Regions from separate parts of the Homo sapiens genome. Here region 2 is linked to region 1. A link is a contact called in ENCODE Hi-C or POLR2A ChIA-PET data. All regions are on one chromosome and are shown on one strand. The core of a region is the stretch at or near the end of the contact, and the rest is flanking DNA. Distances in the headings are between cores, read along the strand shown. Region 1 holds the start of C15orf39 (chromosome 15 open reading frame 39). Region 2 holds the start of COMMD4 (COMM domain containing 4).

Evidence for each region. A loop is a pair of places that touch in the nucleus more often than their neighbours do. ChIA-PET counts read pairs that join two places held with the same protein, here RNA polymerase II (POLR2A). Pooled maps may share reads with other maps.
Region 2: a map of dorsolateral prefrontal cortex shows a loop between it and region 1 (3-fold over the local background). The contact joins the promoter of COMMD4 here to the promoter of C15orf39 in region 1. A Hi-C loop is called at or near these places in 4 of 168 maps with a recorded cell type or tissue (B cell, dorsolateral prefrontal cortex, heart left ventricle and 1 more) and 9 of 50 pooled maps. POLR2A ChIA-PET finds 5 or more read pairs at or near these places in 2 of 52 experiments (Panc1 and naive thymus-derived CD4-positive, alpha-beta T cell).

The regions. Positions count from the first base shown.
Region 1 is chr15:75,200,451-75,203,239 of GRCh38, forward strand. It overlaps C15orf39 (chromosome 15 open reading frame 39), which reads left to right and starts at 1,432. Exons shown (of 3, transcript NM_015492.5): 1 at 1,432-1,609. RefSeq lists an enhancer at 1,035-1,757 and silencers at 1,239-2,398, 2,519-2,568.
Region 2 is chr15:75,334,781-75,337,480 of GRCh38, forward strand. It overlaps COMMD4 (COMM domain containing 4), which reads left to right and starts at 1,283. Exons shown (of 8, transcript NM_017828.5): 1 at 1,283-1,312. The coding sequence starts at 1,310. RefSeq lists enhancers at 1,117-1,166, 1,507-1,676.

The sequences.
Region 1 (2,789 bases), core at 182-2,681:
GCCCTCCTTCCACCCCACTAGCAGGGCAGGGACAGGGTCGCCGGCGCGGTGCTGGAGGAGGAGGGGCGAGCAGAGTTGGTAAGGGGCAAGAGCAGTGAATAGCCTGTGACCCACGGGGCTGCAGGCTGGGGTTAAGGGTATGATGTTTGGTGTGACCCCTAGCTGTCCGCGCGCAGATGTATTTTCCTGACGCTAAGGTGTGGCTGCAGGAAGGGCCCCAGGCTGGGAGCCAGGAGATCTGGGATTTTGTCCCAGCCTGCTGAGTGACCTGGGGAAAGCCCCAACCCTCTCTGAGTGTCTCTCCCTATATGGTTCCCGACTCTATTTCTAAGGTCCTTCCAGCTCTAAATGAAGTGACACTCTCCCCCCACCTCCCGCCCCCGCTCCCCAGGTGACCTCACTTCCTCTTCCTACCTGCAGCGCCCAGCCCCTCCTCCTCAGCTCCAGCTGCTCCAGCTGCTTGGTGATTCTTGGAACCTGCAGCCTCAGGCCTGCTCTGCTCTGACTCAGGCAGAACTTACCTTTGGGATCTGAGGGGATAGTTTTGCTTCCTGAACTGACTCTGACCTTTGGCATGTCCACCTGCCCTCCCCTTCCCCACTGCACACACCTGTTCCCAGTCCTCGGGCAGCCCAGGAGCTTTGACGGACCAGATTCCTTCAGATAAAGTAGCAGCACTGAGGGGCTCTCATCCACAGTCAGATGGTCCAGGGAGAGGCACCCCTTCCCCCCTCCAGCCTCTCTTTGCAACACACCATTCCTGGCTGGGCGTGCTCCACTCCACCCGCCTCACAGGCTGCGCGCCGGTCTGCCTCATGGAGGGAGCCTCACCCAGGCTACTTTGCAAATCCCCCAGCACCCTCATTCCCGGCCCTTCCAGGGATGGGGAGATTGCCGCTTCCTCAGACAGTTGCCGTGCCCTAGCAGGAGTCTGGAAATTGCCCTCATTGACTACAACGAAATGAGGGGACAGATCAAGGAGCCCTTCTCCAGCCCCCTAATACACTAGTGCTGGACAGGGGAATGCCGGCACCTACTGTGTGCCAGATATTTGCAAACACCCTTTTCCAAGCTTACACCGCCACCGCTATGAGGAAGACAGAATTCCACTTTTGCAAATAAGGAAACTGAAGCTCAGCGAGGTCAAGCGGCAGGCGCAAGGTCACATCGCAGCAAGTGGCAGTGAATGAACGATCTAAGGGAGCGACTGAGGGCGCGTGACGGGCCCGCCGGGCACTGGTTCGTGGAGCGTGGCGGTTACGGGCGGTGCACAGCGCCCGCAGCCCGCTCCTAGCGAGCTGGCCCCACGCGGGCCCTCCGCACCCGCTGCCCACAGGAGCGCAGGCTCCCAGAGGCGGGGCCGGGCTCTTCCCCAACCCTGCGAGTCGCCCCGCCCCCGCCCCGCCCCCAGCCCGCCCCGCCCGGGACCGCAGACGGCGCCCAGCGGCGGCGCGAACGGCAGCTAGGAGGGTTGCTCCGGGCTTGGTGCTCACTGCGACTTCCCGCGCAGGGCCCGGTCGGACTAGGACCCGCGGCCTGAGAGACGCTGGAGGATGCGGACGCGGAGGCCGCCTGGGGTAGCGGCGGCGGGAGTCCTGGCGCTCTGCAGGTAGGAGCTCGCCCGCTCGGCGGGCGCGGAAACTTGGGCCGAGTTTGCGGGCGGCGCGTGGAGAAGGGGCGGGTGGCGCTGCCCCAGGGCGCCCCTACCGGCCGGCCCGGGGACTGAGGGAGCCGCGCCTGGGCCGAGGGGCTGCGGCTTCTGGCTGCCGCCGGCCCCCCGCGAACGGGCTGCGGGGCAGGGGTGGCGCTGCTGCTCCGACTTTCCCCGGACTTCGAGGCTCCCGGGACCTGGTAGCGCTCTGGGTCTCCGGCGGAGAACAGGCGCCTAATCTGGCGAGAAGGAACTCAGGCCGAGCCCTCCGGCCTCCCGCAGGACCCTGTCACGTGGATTGCTGGGGGATGGCGTTGAGGAGGAGGTATGGGGACAAGGGGGCACTGGAGGGCTGGGCCTGGGGGCGCCGGGCGCTGAGGCACCGCGGGGCCCTGGACGCGCCCTGCTGGGATGGGACGGCCCTGCGGTTTTCTCGCCACCTCTTGACTCACCCCTCTGGCCTCAGCCCAGGCTGGCAGGATCGCCCTGAGGCGGAGGCTGCCCGGACCCTGTCGCCGGGCCGCCCCTGTTCCGGGACCTCCCGCCGGTCCGCGGGCGTCGGTGTGGGGCTGGGTGCGCGGGCCTGCCTGCGTGCACACGTATGCCCGGGGCCCGAGCGAGGGGAGAGCGCAGTTCTGGAATGGCGTGTGTGCAGATGTGGGCCATGCACGTACGTGCAGGCACGGGTTTGCATGCGTGGCGGCGGCCTGTGTGTCAGCCTGCTGGATGCACGTGCGTCTCGGCGCCGCCGGGAGGGGCTTGGGGACACCCGGAAGCCCGCCAGGTCGGGTGCGGCGGCAGCCTCTAAGCGAAATCGGCTGTGGGCCCTAGGCACCCGAGTTATGTTCAGGGCGGGTAGGGGAAAGGGGATAGAGACCGATCCCGTTCGCTTTCCCCTCCACTGGAGACTTTGGGCTGCCCCAGGTTGGGTTGTAGCGTCTGGAGAGCCCAGAGCCTCAGGTAGGGAAGGTGGGAGATGGGAGAACACTCGGCGAGGCCCGATCCAGCCCTCCGGGAGAATCCAGATGCTGGCCACAATTGGGCAGGAATCGCGCTCTTCTTCCTGGTCTTTGCCATCGGCCATCCCGAGGCCCCTAGAAGGTGAAAGTGGGAACAGAGAGCTGTTTCCTTTCCCACT
Region 2 (2,700 bases), core at 33-2,532, 130 kb after region 1:
CTCAAACTACAGTCAGCCCTCTGTATCCTGAGGTTCTGGATCCTTGGATTTAACCAACTGTGCATCGAAAATATTTGGAAAAAGTAAAACAATAAAAAAACACAGGTCGGGTGCAGTGGCGGGCGCCTGTAGTCCCAGCTACTCGGGAGGCTGAGGCAGGAGAATGGCGTGAACCCGGGTGGCAGAGCTGGCAGCGAGTGGAGATCGCGCCACTGCACTCCAGCCTGGGCAACAGAGCAAGACTCCGTCTCAAAAAAAAAAATTAAAAAACTTTATAACAGCTATTTACAAAGCATTTACGTTGTATTAGGTATTATAGTAATCTAGAGATGATTTAAAGTATACGGAAGGATGTGCACAGGTTATTTGCAAATACTATGCCATATTATATCAGGGACTTGAGTATCTGTGAATTTTGGTATCTCTGGGGTCCTGGAACCAACATCCTGAGGTTACCAAAGGACGACTGTATTCAATTTTGTCTCTGGTTATTAGTCTATTCTCAAATGTATTTTTCTTGTTGTTTTGTCTTTTTGTTTTTGCCTCTTCAAGTCAATGTCGGAAACTTAGTTGTTCTAGACTACCCATTAGCTCAGAGCTACCAGTAATCAGACTACCACTGCAACCTAAGCAACCGATTTTTCTTCCCCATCAGACTGGCAAAAATTAAGATAAGCATCTATTGATGTTGAAGCTGTAGGGAGTTTTCCTGAGCAAGTAATTATGACAGCCCTTTTTGCTAGGCACCTAGATGATTCATCAAAATGAAATAAAATACCCATGCACTTGAAGAAGTTATCTGGTTTATTTCCTTACCTGGGTGCTGGTTATGTGAGGTGTACAGTTGATGAAAACTTATTAAGCTTTATAATAGGTACAATTTTCTGTATGTGTAGTAGACGTCAATAGTTTTTAAAATGTCTTTTGCCACAGCCCGCAGCTGTGAATAATGCTATTCGCTTAACAGTGGAAAACGTGTCAATGACCTGAAACACCCTGGCTCCCGGGATCCTACCCCCTTAAGTTAAACAAATGAAATAACTTCCACTGTCTTTCCTAATGTCTTAATTCGGTCCTCAGTTAAACTGGCGGTTGGCGCCAGTTTTTTCCAGGGAAGGATTCTGGGAGACGGAGGAGGAGACGCCAGCATTTCGCCCCCTGCACCTCCAGCGGGCTGCGGTCCGCTCCCGGCCTCACTCGAGCAGGCCCCGCCCTCCCAGAGGCAGTTAGTCCAAGTCACGTGATCGTCGACTCAGCTGACCCTGCGGGACCGGAAAAAGAAATTCCCGGGCCCTGGCTTCTTGGCGCGATGGTGAGGCACTAGGGGCGAAGCGAGGCTTGGGCTGCTGGAGCGGGAATGAGGGGGCGCCAAGTGGCTCCGGAAACTGGGGGAGGTTGTACTGGCCTCTCCGCAAACACAGTGTGTGCGGGCGTGAGGGCTGTGAGTCTGGTAGGGAAAAGTCCACCACTCTCCCGCTCCCGAGACGGGGGCGGGGGTACGGGGCGGGTAAGACAGAGCAGGCCGGCCGGCTTAGAGTCCCGGTGCTTCCCTGGCGGAAGGAAGGGCCCCTGCCTCCCGGGGCAGGAACTAGGGCTTGTCTGGAGCTGGGAGTCCTTTCAGGTCTTCCCCATCCCCAAGAGGACCTCCCAAGGATACCCCCTTCCCCAGCCCTGCCGTGGGGCTTGTACAAGAAGGTGCTTAGAATCAGGCTCACTCTTCCACACTGTTAGGAAGCCCCTCCGCTCTTTCCAGAGCCAGAAAGTAGTAGTTTTGGGGTTGAGACTTATCCATCCATCCATCCAATCCATCCATCCGTACGTTCTAAGCGCCTGGTCTATACCATGAAGTGTGCTAGGCACTGGGAGGACTTGAGCTGCCAAGGGAAGGGGAAATCGGAGGCTTGAATTGGAGTCATAGCTAAGGCTCCAGGGGCAGAGACCTAACTGCGCCTTGTGTGTAGTGCTAAGGGGGCTTCCTAAGGATGCCATCAAACTTAAAGGCGGATGGATGGCAGGAGCTGGCTGGCTGAAGTACAGTTTGTGTACCAGGGGTAGGGAGGCAAGGGTGGGAGACGTGTGTCTTCAGACAGGGAACAGCATGTGCAGAGACTTCAGGTTAGAGAGAGTATGGCTCCCCAGGAATGGATGCATTTCCCATAGCTGGGAGAGTATCATCTGCAGGTTAGGGAAAGATGAGGCTGGACAAGTAGAGAACAAATCTTCCTGGCTCTTGGATCACCACAATCAAGATAATGAACGTATCCACTGGCCTCCATAATTTCCTTGTGTGAGGGGCTATTTTAAGAAGTATAATCAAGAAAGGCTGTTCTGGCTGGGTGCGGTGGCTCATGCCTGTAATCCTAGCACTTTGGGAGAGTGAAGAGGGTGGATCACCTGAGGTCAGGAGTTCGAGACCAGCATGGCCATGGCACTCCAGCCTGGGCAACAGAGGGAGACTCTGTCTTATTTTTTTATTTTTTAAAAAAAGAAGGGCTGGTCTGATGTGTCACTTAAAGGATAGCAAGCCACTGGCCAGGCGCCGTGGCTCACGCCTGTAATCCCAGCACTTTGGGAGGCTGAGGGGGACGGATCACTTGAGGTCAGGAGTTCAAGACCAGCCTGGCTAACATAGTGAAACTCTGTCTCTACTAAAAATACAAAATTAGCCGAGTGTGGTGGCACATGCCTGTAATCCCAGCT